Linked DNA regions of Homo sapiens: region 1 is linked to region 2. Evidence: read pairs that join two places in POLR2A ChIA-PET (ENCODE). Cell type or tissue: IMR-90. All regions are shown on one strand. Each heading gives the region's core, and the rest is flanking DNA. Links, peaks and the distances in the headings are about the cores only.

Region 1 (5,864 bases), core at 777-5,776, 320 kb after region 2:
ATAGTGTCTCTGACCTAACGCATTTGATTAGTGCTGTAAAGAAGCTGGCCTCTGGTGTCTTTACTGCTCCTTCTAAGATTGTCTTGGGGTCTTAATTGTTGCCTTTGGGTTTGAAGGCTCCTTTTTTGATATTGTAAACTAATAACAGCTAGAGAGTTTGTTGAAGTAAAACAGCCATTAACTACTGGTGTTGTAAATAAGTTTAAAATCAAATCCAAATAATTTGAACCTGTTTTATTTATCTAGCTGAACCCATTTAACTACCTTTAACATAGCCATCATCCAAATTCAAATTCTTTGCTAACAAAAATAGGTCTCTCATGAAAAGTGGTAACCATTTTGACCAAAGCTTTCCCAGAAACTTGCTGGTTTATTAGATATTTTGCATTTAAAATGTTACTGTGATCATCAGACTTCCAAGATCTTTGTGGCAATATTTTAGCTTAAGACAAATTAGATGTCTGATTCAAACCTTATCTGTTATTTAGAACTCTTTAAATAGCAAGTTGGGAAAAGTTTCTCAAAGAGAAGTCATTTATTCCAGAAAATTTTATAAGGACTTACTTTGTTCAAGGTATTATAGGGGTGCAGATATGAAATGAACATTAGCCCAGCCTTCAAAGAGTACTTAGGGGGTCAGGGAGATGAGAAAGTCTTATACATATTTATCATCTGCAAAACACAGTATTAAAGATTTCAACAGAAATACTGAAAGTAGTGCTATGGAGGTTCAGGGGATGATAATACTTTTCGCTGGGGATTTGGGAAAAAGCTCTAATCAGTAATTATACCTTCATGCAAACTTCTATTCTTGTGGTAGATGGATGTGGGTGTGTATTTGTTTGAACCTACATCAACTATTAATTTTTTTTCTCTAACCCAGGAGTTGCAACAATATCCAATTCACAAAGACATCAGATCCTCTATACTCACATCGTGGCACAGAGCAAATTTGGATTATAATTTAAATAATCTATTTACCAGATAAATGCACGCATAGACTAATGGTCATTTAGTTACAAATTATCATTTTATGTTGATCCCACTCTTCCAGTGGAGGGCTAACACTGAATAATTTGGGGCTATTTTGCTAGTGATTTTTAAATACTGTAGATGTTTGGGTATAGGGGAAGGGAAAATAATATTTTAGTCAAAGAAATTGTGCATCCTCTACATTTTTTACATAACAAATGAAGAAAGAGATACTACCACCTTCTTATAGCTTCTTTGTAGCCATTGGTGAAGACCCTTTGATACCTGCTTGCCTCCCCATTGTTATAAGCTTTTTTTTGTTTGCTTGTTTTTTTTGTTTTGTTTTGTTTTGTTTTGTTTTTGAGACAGTCTCACCCTGTCGCCCAGGCTGGAGTGCAATGGTGTGATCTCAGCTCATTGCAACCTCCACCTCCCGGGTTCAAGCGATTCTCTTGCCTCAGCTTCCCGAGTAGCTTGGATTACAGGCGCCCGCCACCACAGCCGGCTAATTTTTTTTGGTATTTTTAGTAGAGACGGGGGTTTCACCATGTTGCCCAGGCTGGTCTTGAACTCCTGACTGCAGGTGATCCACCCTCCTAAAGTACTAGGATTACAGGCGTGAGCCACCGCGCTTAGCCTGTTTTTAGTTTTCTAAAGCAAGGTCCCTATTGAAAGGCAGGCCATAAACAGTGATGACTAAGAAAAATCCTGGAAGAGCCTGAGAAGGAAAAAGATGAAATATAATGCCAGAGAATGAAGTTAGTCAAAGGAACAGTGTGAAAACAATAAATAAATAGATAAATGAAAATGTTATTTGACAGAGAGATGAAACTAGACTAAACCATTCAGCTGCCTTTCCACTGTAACAAATGTAATTTCATCTTTCAGAAGTGTAATACCTTGCAGCACCAGAGCTGAATATGAACATATTACCAAAAATAGATTACCAGGCATAGATAGCATTCCTTTTTTAAGTTTGAATTGACCACTTGCGACTCTCGACCTGATGTATGTATGTGCTTCCTTTGTGACACAGATAGATGCAACGATCAGGACACAAGGACATCCTATAGAATTGGAGACACCTGGAGCAAGAAGGATAATCGAGGAAACCTGCTCCAGTGCATCTGCACAGGCAACGGCCGAGGAGAGTGGAAGTGTGAGAGGCACACCTCTGTGCAGACCACATCGAGCGGTGAGGCACAGGACGAGCAGGGGCGGGAAATGGGGAAGCAGGTCAAGAAATATTTCCGCAAATCCATCTTTCCTTTGACATGCCATTTGAGGATAATTTGCAGTGTTTCAGCTAATAACCTAAGATAATTTACACATTATTGGTTGTTAAAACTTTTTTTAATGTCAAGTTTTAAATTTTTCAGAAAAAAAGAAAAATGACATACAAATAAACCTTAGGGGGAAAAAAGCCAGATTTATCTCCAAAAGATAAAACTGAGTTTTAAAGAATGCTAGCATCATAAAACTTACCATGGATAGATCACGCACACACGCACACACACACGTATTTTGAATATCCAAAGTTCATTTGAAAGGAAATGAGAGTTATAATTAATTATATGACTACCTGGTTCTTCTGCTAGGAAAGGACAAAAAAAGTGCATTTGGATTTTTTGTTTGTTTGTTTTTGAATGAAATATACTTCCCTGTCCCGACATTGAACTCTTTTTGTAGTGGAAACCATCCTTTATATGTGGTTTCTATGCTCTGGCAAACTTTGTTACATTCTATAAAGTAACACACAATTATTTCCTTCATGTATTGGCATTCGAAATTTTAGAAATTCAGAGAGGACTTAGAGATGGCCATGAAAGACATGATATCTAAGCATTCTTTTTAAAAAACAAGTTTTAATCATTTTTGGCATGAGAAAAAGATTTTTACGTCATAAATGTTTCATAAAAATCTGAAGAGAGAAATATGGCCAACAAGGACGTGCACTCCTCTCATTATTTTTAATATGTTTTGATTAACTTTTTACTATATGATGTGCCAACATCATTACGTAGTGTCTCAGCCATCCTTCAATTAAAAATATTAATTGTTCTAATTTTTCTTCTTTTGATGAGTTTTTGTCTTGCTTTGAGCACTTATGAAGGTGAACAAGATTAGATTTGATAATATCTTTGAGTTATTTTATTATCATTAATAAAATTGCTACTGGCCAAAAAAAATTATAAACATCGGCCACGCGCGGTGGCTCACGCCTGTAATCCCAGCACTTTGGGAGGCCGAGGCAGGCGGATCACGAGGTCAGGAGATCAAGACCATCCTGGCTAACACGGTGAAACCCCATCTCTACTAAAAATACAAAAAATTAACCAGGCGTTGTGGCGGGCGCCTGTAGTCCCAGCTACTCGGGAGGCTGAGGCAGGAGAATGGCATGAACCCGGGAGGTGGAGTTTGCAGTGACCCGAGATCGCACCACTGCACTCCAGCCTGGGTGATACAGCGAGACCCCATCTCAAAAAAATAAAATAAAATAAAAAATAAAAAAAATTATAAATGTCAGTCTACCAAAATAGATTAAAAGTGTAGGTGGGAATTAAATGGGGATAAACACTCAATAAATGTTAGCTATATATGAATATTGCCAATACTGAAAAGATTCCATTGTTCAAAAAAGTTTGAGAAGCAATGGGTTAAACAAAATGGAACCTGCTCTGCAGAATCTGTGTGTTCCTTTACATCATACTCTCCATGGTAGAGTGTAGGGGATGGGCGCCATGTCTCCCTAGTACGTTTGACCTTGGGATTCTTTGTCTGTGAACATCTTTGGGTTCTAGTGTTCAGCAGCACTTAGGGAGGCACTGAATTCAGTGTACCTTTGGTCTAGCCTCAGCCCTGATTCTGTTCTGCGGTGGGCCCTGGCCTTCAAGAGAACAGATATCTAAAAGTTGAAAGAAAAGATCGGCCGGGCGCGGTGGCTCACGCCTGTAATCCCAGCACTTTGGGAGGCCAAGGCGGGTGGATCACAAGGTCAGGAGATCGAGACCATCCTGGCTAACACGGTGAAACCCCGTCTCTACTAAAAATACAAAAAATTAGCCGGGCGTGGTGGCGGGTGCCTGTAGTCCCAGCTACTCGGGAGGCTGAGGCAGGAGAATGGCGTGAACCCGGGAGGCAGAGCTTGCAGTGAGCCGAGATTGCGCCACTGCACTCCAGCCTGGGTGACAGAGTGAGACTCCGTCTCAAAAAAAAAAAAAAAAAAAAAAAGAAAAAAGAAAAGATCAACACATCCTGTTGTGTTATTCTGAAAGGAAAGCTGTCTTAAGAGGATCAATTGGTTTTAGAAAAAACACAATAGAATCACAAATAATCCAGAGGAGAAATAAAATGTGGAAGGTGGAGGTGACCTCCAGAAAATCCAGGACAGCTGCTGAAGGCACCCTCTGATGAGCTCGGTTACTCAGAAGAGTGAGGATGTGTTGAAGGTATCTGCTGTATGGAGTGGCAGGATGATGTCTGTGATTGAGAAATATAATCCCGGCCAGGCGAGGTGGCTCATGCCTGTAATCCCAGCACTTTGGGAGGCCGAAGCGGGTGGATCCCCTGAGGTCAGGAGTTTGAGACAGGAGTTTGAGGTCAGGAGTTTGCCAACATGGCAAAACCCCGTCTCTACTAAAAAATACAAAAAAAATCAGCTGGGCATGGTGGTGCGTGCCTGTAATTGCAGCTACTTGGGAGGTTGAGGCAGGAGAATAGCTTGAACCCAGGAGGCAGAGGTTGCAGTGAGCCGAGACCGCGCCACTGCACTCCAGCCTGGGCAACAGAGTGAGACCCCATCTCAAAAACAACCCAAAAAACCAAAAAACAAACAAACAAAAAGAAATATAATCCCAGTAGCCCCAGCTGAGCTGGAGGATGGAGACCACTTGGTAGACACTTGTGGATTATTTCCTAGGCTAAATGCAAAAGCTACTGCTGAATAAGGGACATTTTTTTCCAGTCCCAGGCCAGTAGCGACATAGATTTCAGAGTGATCTCTGTGAGATCCTGAAGATCCTGACTGCAGAAAGTAGTGAATTGTCTTCTCTCACCCAGTTTTGTGACATTCCCTTTTCATGCCATTAGGATCTGGCCCCTTCACCGATGTTCGTGCAGCTGTTTACCAACCGCAGCCTCACCCCCAGCCTCCTCCCTATGGCCACTGTGTCACAGACAGTGGTGTGGTCTACTCTGTGGGGATGCAGTGGCTGAAGACACAAGGAAATAAGCAAATGCTTTGCACGTGCCTGGGCAACGGAGTCAGCTGCCAAGAGACAGGTATGCATTATCTTTTTGAAGAATAGGACTGATGACTTTATTATTTAGTTTTTGAAGGACAATACATTTTCAATGTGAAACAATAAAACAAACAAGAAGCCTGTAATCTTACCACCCTGTGATAACAATTAGGGTTGGCATTTGAAATAGTTTCTTCCAATCTTTTTAATTTATGTATTTTCTTTCTGGTCATGGATATCATGGGTAAAAATTTTATTGTATTTATCTGTCTAAAGTGTTGTTACAAGAGAGCTACTTTCTGAATAATCATCAATGTTTTATATTCTAAATCTCAAATTTCAGCAGCTTTGTGATGTAAACATCTTCCAATAACCTAATATATGTATTCTGCACTACAAACATGGTAGTCACTATGGCAATAACAATTGCTACACAATTCTCCCCCAGAATAGTCTCATATATTAATTTTATGGCATAGATATAGTCATAAATATTATCCCAACATCCTTAAGCAGCATCCTTAATTGACCTGTATAAATATAGCTTTACAAATAGAGAAACTGAGGCATGGCAGCAGAAGTGGTCATGAAGGACATCAGCAGAAGAACTCAGGTGTCGTTCTATCCACAGTAGACATGGATTCCTGAGTA
Region 2 (7,956 bases), core at 1,460-6,459:
TTTCCTTTCTACTTGATGAGCAACTTACTATCTCCATTTTGGGTATCTATTTAGGCATCTCAAACTTACCCGATGCCTTATTTCTACTCTCCCCCTCAGCAACCTGCTTGTCCTGCCATCTTACCTATCCAGTGAATGGAAACTCCACGCTTAGACGAAAATGCTGGGTAGTCCTTGACTCCTCTGGCTCATTTCACATCCAATCTACAAACAGATCTTGATTGCTCTATCTTACAAATATATCCAGAACCTGTCCACTTTTTACCACCTCCGGTGACATCAGCGAAATCCAAGTTTACCTGGGCCACTGGCCCCAGGAGGTCTCCTGATTTCCACACTTGCCTCCATACCACCTGCTCTCTCTCTCTCTCTCTTTTTTTTTTCCAGACGAGAGTCTCGCTCTGTCGCCCAGGCTGGAGTGCAGTGGCGTGATCTTGGATCACTCCGCCTCCTGGGCTCAAGCAATTCTCCCACCTCAGCCTCCCAAATAGCTGGGATTACAGGTGCCACCACTGCGCCCAGCTACATACAGACGCCCTCAACACCTAAGTCAGGTTGTGTTACTCCTCGGCTCAGAAAGAGCCTCCAATGGTTCCCTTCTCACTGACAGTGATTACAAGACTCCTCATGGTCTGGCCCCGTTACATCTTTGATCTCTTCTGCCGTTCTCTCCCTCACTCACTGCTCATGTCCTACTGGTTCCCTTGCTGCTCCTTGAAGAAGCTCAGGACTCAGTGAGATCTTCTCTGGCTACTCTTTTTAATTTTTGCAATAACACCTAGTATTCTCTAGCCCTGTTTTCTGCAGAAGTATATAGTTAAATTATTTATTTTGTTTATGTCTGTCTTCCCCAACTAGAATATAAATTTCACAAGGGCAAGGATTTTGTCTGTTTTGTTCACATAGCAATACTGGGCACACAGTGGGCATTCAATGTTATCACTGCTTCCTCTGTGCTAGGCATTGTGCTAGCCATAGAGAGCTGAGGGTGGCAAGATGAGAAAGGGAAGGGGGTCATATGAGCAGATGACAGTATTTTACAGAGAAGCTGACGTTTGAGCCAAGTGCGAATTTGTTAGGAGGAAAGACAATGCACTCCACTTAGAGGAAGCCATGCCTCTAAAAGCATGAAAGTATAAAAACAACTCCAATTCAGAACGCACTGTTCATTCATTCATTGATTTATAGCATCTGCTATGTTTTGGTCACTACCCTAGGCATTGGGGGAAAGGAATAAAGAAGAGCAACAAAAAGTCTCTGCCCTAAAGAAGCTTTTGAGCAGCACTTAAACAAGGAAGAAAATACATAATGCCATTTTGTGATAAGGTCTATGAAAGAAATAAGCAGTGTGACATTAACAGCCACAAGCACATGAAGTGTGAGAGTTACATTAAACAGGTGGTCAAAGAAGGTGTCTTTGTGGCAGTGATCTCTGACCTAAGACCTGAAGGAGAAGACACCAGCCACACAAAGATGCAGGGGGTGCGGTCTGGGTAAGAGGACAGTAAGTACAGAGTCCCCGAGGAATCCAGATGGAGGCCAATGAGACTCCAGTCCAGTGGGTGGTGAGTGGGTAAGACAACGTTACACAGGTACACTGGGCCAGATCCTGGAGAATTGTACAGATCATGAGTAGTAGACCGTGTTATGCTATCCGGTCCAACTCCAGCGCACCACTTTTTGGAAAGGAGCACTCCTTTTCCCAGCTGCCAAGAGTGTGGGCAATGCCAGTTTGAAGCTGAAGTCCCACTGGGAATTGCCCTTGGCTGAAGAGAGCCTGGTGGTGGTCCAAGGTCACACTTGTTTTCCATAGGGCAGCCCAGGAATGACTGGCAATGCTAACATACAAAGGCTGGGCTCCTTTTGATTCAATTAAGGATGACGCTGCATAGTCATGCAGGTTCCAAAGCTCTGTGGGACTGGTGGCAGCTTTTGCTGCAACTGTTTCCTTCTCTGTCCAATCCTGCCTCCTTCATGTCCTCCACAGGAGTTGACCCTGAGAGTACTCACCGATTAACCTCCTATATACTGACCTTCATCTCAGGATCTGCTTCTTGGAAAAACTGAACTGCAACGCCATGGTTTATGTTTTACGTACAAACTGAGTCCGCATAAAGCTTTATACAGAAGGGTGACATCTGATTTGCAATTTAGGAGGAGGACTCTGGTTCCTGATTGAAGAATGGATTATAATTGGGCAAGGGTGGAGGCCCTCCTATAACTTTCAAAAGCTGTGATGGGTTCAAGGGGAGATATGTTTATTCCACTTTGAGCTGTTTCTCAGGATATTACGTGCTGTGATGGATATGCTGGCTGGAAGAACATGCAAATCCAGCCCTAACACTGCAGAAAAGATTGTTCCAAAGCAGAAGACTATGCTTTTACTGATCGGTCCGGGCAGGACTATGGATGTCTTAGATGAACTGCTCTCCAAGACTAGATAAGTGGATGTTGGAGAATGTTCTAATATTGGGCCACTGTTTTTTGCTTTTTGGGTTTCTTTTTTTTTTTTTTTGAGATGGAGTTTCACTGTTTAGCCCAAGCTGGAGCGCAATGATGTGATCTTGGCTCACTGCCACCTCCATCTCCTAGGTTCAAGCAATTCTCCTGCCTCAGCCTCACAAGTAGCTGGGATTACAAACATATGCCACCATGCCCAGCTAATTTTGTATTTTTTTAGTAGAGACAGGGTTTCTGACCATGTTGGCCAGGCTGGTCTTGAACTCCTGACCTCAGGTGATCTATCCACCTTAGGCCTCCCAAAATGCTGGGATGACAGGCGTAAGCCGTTCGCCCAGACTGTTTTAGTGTTATTGTTGTATTGGGTCTGGGGGAAACCATAAAAGTGGTTGATAAGGGTGGACATTCACACTACTAATCATATGTGAAAGGAAGCGATTTCTGGATAAGGAAATGGGGCCCTCCATAGCAGGTCTAAGACCAAGGAAGTGAGTTGGGCTTCCTCAAGGCAATTCACAATCCAGAGGGTTGCAGCCAGCCTGAGGTCAAACTAACCCAATTTTCCTCCTATCCTCTGAAGCCGTAGGGAAAGAAGGCCCTGACCCATGCAGTCAAGAGAGGTCAACATCCTAAGCAGAGAACAAAGGTGGAAAAGGGTGGAGGGTGAATGTGGAGAGGCCAGTGATGGATATGTGGCATGCAGATGAAAGTTCGTCTGTGTTGAAATTCTTGTTTCTCATAGATGACGGGTTGATGGGTGCAGCAAACCACCATGGCACGTGTATACCTATGGAACAAACCTGCATATTCTGCATGTGTACCCCAGAACTTAAAGTATAATAAAAATATTTTTAAAAAAGAAATTCATGTTTCTCGAACTTTAACATGCATACAAATTACCTGAATGTTTTGTTAAAATGCACACTGTTTAGGAAGACTGGAATGGGACCTGAGATTTCGAATTGCTCTCCAACTCCCAGGTGATGCTGAGGCTGCTGTGCATGAACTACATTTGGAGCTGCAAGGTTACTATTCCCCCCTGTTATCTCAGGACCTTAAATGAAGTGTTGTCAAAAGTTACAGCCTGGTTTCAGCTGTGTCAAGGAAATATCTCTTATACACCAGACACGCAAGGAACAGGGAGGGAGTGCATCCCACTTTTCCCTTCCCTCCTCAACCAAGAGTGGCATGGAAATAGCAGCATTCGCCATAGGCAGGTCAGCAGTTCTAGAGGAGTAAATGGCAACTGGCAGTTGGCCTAAGTGGCCAGTGGACGGAGTGGAGATTGATGGCCTGAGCCCATGGAAGCAGAGATTAACTGACTCAGGAAAGCACATGAAATACCACCACCTTTGAGGATTCCTGGGGAAGGGGACTGTGGCCCAGCTAATTTGATAAATGGAGTCTTGAAGTTGCTGTAAATAATAGGAAAATGACTTTCCTTATTTATGTTTGCAGGCTAGGGAAAACTGGACTTACAGGGAATGAATCAAGTTGGATAGTTGAAGCTCAAAAACCACTGCAGAATACCTTTGTGCTTAGCTTTGTGGCTGCTTCATTGTGAACAGCTGCCTTTCACAGTTGTTTGTATTTAGTCTATGATATTGAGAACAGACAATCCTAAATGGGAGAGGACTGTCTAGTAGAATCCTATGGATCCATGAATGAAAAAGGTGCAAAAATACGTTTTTGACTGCATGCAGGGCACCTCAGCTTTTGCTACATGGTATTCTTACAAAAGTAATTGAAAGCAGAGGAATGGTAAGGAATGAATCATCTTTTCATCTCCTGCTATGGAGTAACCAGTACTTACATTCTTTTTCCAACCGCTGGTGTTCCTGAATTGGTAAGGTAAAATGTTAACAAGTTGACTTTGAGACGGATGAATCAGCAGGGAAACTGTTGAATGAGTGAATCAATGAAGTGAAAAGTGAAATAGGGGTTTGTCAGCACCATCCAGGCAGCAGATGGATGGAATTTAAGAGGGGATGGCAGTGAGGACTGCCTGCACATTTTTCTTCTTCTCAGTATTAATAATTGAGAGTAGCTTAATCATCAAGTTCCCTCTCCAAGAGCTACATAAAGTGGGGAGTCCTTTTTAACTTTCTCATCTGTAGAAACAATGATTTTAATCAAAGTATTCAGAGTTAAATTCTGTAAGCCCTAAGCCCTGGACAGTGATGAAGGCCGTGGTCTATCAGGGAAGGTAGGAGTTGGCTGGATTAAGGGTAGGGAATTCTACATGAAAGGTACAAATGTGACTACAAATGTTACTACTAATCGCAAATGCTTACACAGCATTTGTTATGTGCCAAGCACTCTTCTAAGGGCTGTACATGAGAAAACCCAGAGTCAAAGCCACATCCTGCCAGGAGCTTTGAAGGTCCCCAAATGCAAAGGCGGCAGGGGTGAAGAATGGGAAAACTTGATTTACAGTATTTTTATTTTCTTTTCTGCATATTCTGGCAACCTACCCCACTAATCACATAGCGGTTAAATTGAAAACAAATGAGTTTATGTAGTCCAAATTCAGTAAAGGTAGATTACAAAAGGAAGAAGGGAAAAGTTTTTATTTCTTTTGTGGAGCTTGGTGACAAATTCTTTTGAGGCTTACACTACCTTCATGACAAGGTCTGATATGATCCTCTCTATTCTACAATTGCCTCCACTCCCTCTCCCTTCCCCTCTACCAGTTTCTTCAAGGACAGCTGAAATCTAGGAATGAACATGTTGATACACCTAATCCTGGGCCCTCATGGAAATATTCATTAAGAATAACCTTACCCTTTGCCAACTGCTAGATAAACCAGTTTCATCAGATGATGCACACTGGAGCCAGATAACTTCTAAAGACCCTTGCAAATCTGTTTCAGAATGCGTGACCTATCCAATCCTTCCTCTCATGGAAACACCAACTCATCCATGCCCTCTGTGCTGAAACTTCGTCTCAGCCTGCTGGAATCACCTGCACCCCATGGGAACTGTAGCCATATCTTCAGTCCTGTGAGCCCCCGTCATGGCCTGTCACAGGAGTAAATGAGGAGTAAGGTGAGAGAGGGCACTAAAGAGAGGATAACTAATCAATCAATCATCAATTTCGACCAAGCCTCTCCAGTTGTGCTTGGCTCCTCTGAGGTTAGGAGACATGAGGAAGGTGAATTTTCAGTTTCCATTTTGATTATTTTAGAAAATACTGAGCAAAACGGCAAGCACATCCTGGTGACCTTTGGGAGCTCTTTCTACATGGAGGGGCACAGGGGCAGCAGTGTTTGAGGACTGTTAGGTGGAACCTACAATTCTGCCTTCGTCCGCCTACATCTGATCTATATATTTAGTAACGATTCTGAGTCAGGAAGTTAGGAAAGTTTTCATGCACTTCATTTGTATCTGTATTTGGCTAAGTTTGTGAGTTGCTATGAGGAAATAAACAAACAAAAGCAGCTCTCCCTCTCCTCCGCCCCCACGCGCCACTCCATGCAGGACAAGGGCTCCAGGCTGATGACGGTGGCTCCGTTTCCCTGACTTACTTCATCCTCTCCTACAGCTCTTTCTGCTTGGAAGCTCAGGGGCTGAGCAGAGGCCCCAGGGCTGTGTCACTATGGAGAAGAAGGCTGCGAGATCGCAGTGTGAGCACTGACTCCCTGTCCCCACACCCCGGCTGCCTTGTTCTTCACCCCTGCCTGCAGCCTTAGCCCTGCTCCAGACTGTGGGACCAGACCTGTCCCTTGTTGGGAAACTGAGGAGTCCAGCAGCATTGGTTACACACTGATGAGCTGCCCTGCTCTGACCTCGTGCTCCAGTTCTGGTAACTGGGCTTCTGCTTTGACCTATGATCCCACTGGGTAGTGTTTTGTCACCCTGACTTGTGTCCCTGCCCTGAGTTTCAGTTTGTCTAAGCCTGAGGTCATTCCTCTGAACTTTAGCTCCTTAGCTAAACTCTGCTCACACCTGTCCCCTATTTTGACCATCCACTGGGCAGCCTGTTTAATGCTTTGTGTTCTGTTTTCTCCTTGGTGCTCAGCTGCTGGTACATCATGGCTCCACTTCCCTGAGGCTAACTCTCCTCAGATTTTGACCCCTGGGATCTACCCTGATTATTTGGTAACTGTACCTCTATTTTACTTAGGATTCTCCACTTAGGGATTTACTTAGGGTTACCACTGAATGGTAGAGCTTCAAGCCTGCTATTCCTATACGCCACTACTTACCTTGCCTTTGGAGATTTCTTTAAAAAAAAAAAATTGACTGCCGCTGCTATGTATTAATTGAGATTCATTTGATTAAAGGGGGAGAAACAGACTTTGTCCAGTTTAAGTAAAAAGAAAAATGTATTGAGAAGATCTGAGTTTAAAAACCAAACCTCAGCAGGGTAAGAAGTAGGGAGGCTCCAGAGACCTTAACTGTGGGAATATCTGGACTTTCCCTTTAGGATGCTCTGTGGCTCAGCTCCAGGACCCTCAGGTGCCGGTCCTCTGAACACAAATCTCCACATTTCCAGGAAAGACAATATGATTAGCCCGGCTTCATTTAGGCATTCAGCCCTGAAGAAAGTAGCCCTGGCTCATGTCACCAAGTAAAGACACGACCTCTGGAACTCACCTCACTGAATCGGGGCAAGTCCCTGGGAAGGGGCCAGGGATGTGAACTGAGAAGTTCACTCCAAGAGTCACACCAGGCATGATCATGCTGGCCTCAGATGACACGCCTCTCCTAGCATGCACCCCCAGCATGACCTTAGTTCCTCCAGCACAGCTGAAGCATTTTTAAAGGCTCTCACAGAAGGCTAGATTTTTAACAAAAACATCGAATAAAAGAGGAACATAAAATGAGAAATACACTTTGTAAAGTAAGATGCGTTAGTCTTCAGCTTGAGATATCTTACCGGATGCCTTCTTGTCTTCTTCAGGGCTGGGTTTGTGTGTCCAAAGCCATCTTTAAGCTTTGCTCCCAAGCCAACTGAGCCAACTCAAAGTTCAGAGGGAGAGAGAAAGGCTAGGAATTCTGTCCTATCTGGCTAAGGCCTGCCTTCAGAGTGCCGTTTTCCCACCTCCTCCTCAGATAAGTGTGACACTGGGACTAGCCTCTCTTTTCAGGAGTAAACCTCTTCCCTTTCTACAGGAGTATGGTCTGGCCTGATGTTTAAAAAAAAAAATACTCTATCAGGGCCGCTTGGGCGCAGCTCACATCTATAATCACAGCACTCTGGGAGGATGAGGCGGGAAGATTGCTTGAGCCCAGGAGTTTGAGACCAGTCTGGGCAACATATGGAGCTCCTGTCTCTATAAAAATAAAAAAAAAATTAGCTAGGTGTAGTGGCATGTGCCTGTAGTCCTGGCTACTTGGGAGGCTAAGGTGGGAGGATTGTGTGAGCCCAGGAGATCAAGGCTGCAGTGAGCTATGATTGCACCATTCCATTCCGGCCTGGATGACAGAGTGAGACTCTGTCTCTGAAAAATAAAAATAAAAACTAAAGCTCCATGCAGCCAATGAAAACAT

Evidence for each region. Peaks named below come from ENCODE experiments on the same cell type or tissue, not always from the same donor. Only the 100,000 strongest peaks of a DNase experiment are listed, where the experiment ranks them.
Region 1: POLR2A ChIA-PET joins it to region 2 with 13 read pairs; 2 of 35 experiments call an interaction of 5 or more read pairs at or near these places.

Annotation. Positions count from the first base shown.
Region 1 is chr2:215,424,483-215,430,346 of GRCh38, reverse strand. It overlaps FN1 (fibronectin 1), which reads left to right. Exons shown (of 46, transcript NM_212482.4): 6 at 2,009-2,167; 7 at 5,062-5,253. Among named protein-coding and RNA genes, the nearest start is that of FN1-DT, 8.3 kb to the left of the region's middle. RefSeq lists an enhancer at 5,826-5,864. In IMR-90, for the core only: no CTCF peak of the experiment used is centred there; no DNase peak of the experiment used is centred there.
Region 2 is chr2:215,747,795-215,755,750 of GRCh38, reverse strand. LINC00607 (long intergenic non-protein coding RNA 607) reads left to right here. Exons shown (of 10, transcript NR_037195.1): 2 at 5,334-5,508. Among named protein-coding and RNA genes, the nearest start is that of LINC01614, 34 kb to the right of the region's middle. In IMR-90, for the core only: no CTCF peak of the experiment used is centred there; DNase peaks (open chromatin) are centred at 4,330 and 5,920; H3K27ac peaks cover 292 bases.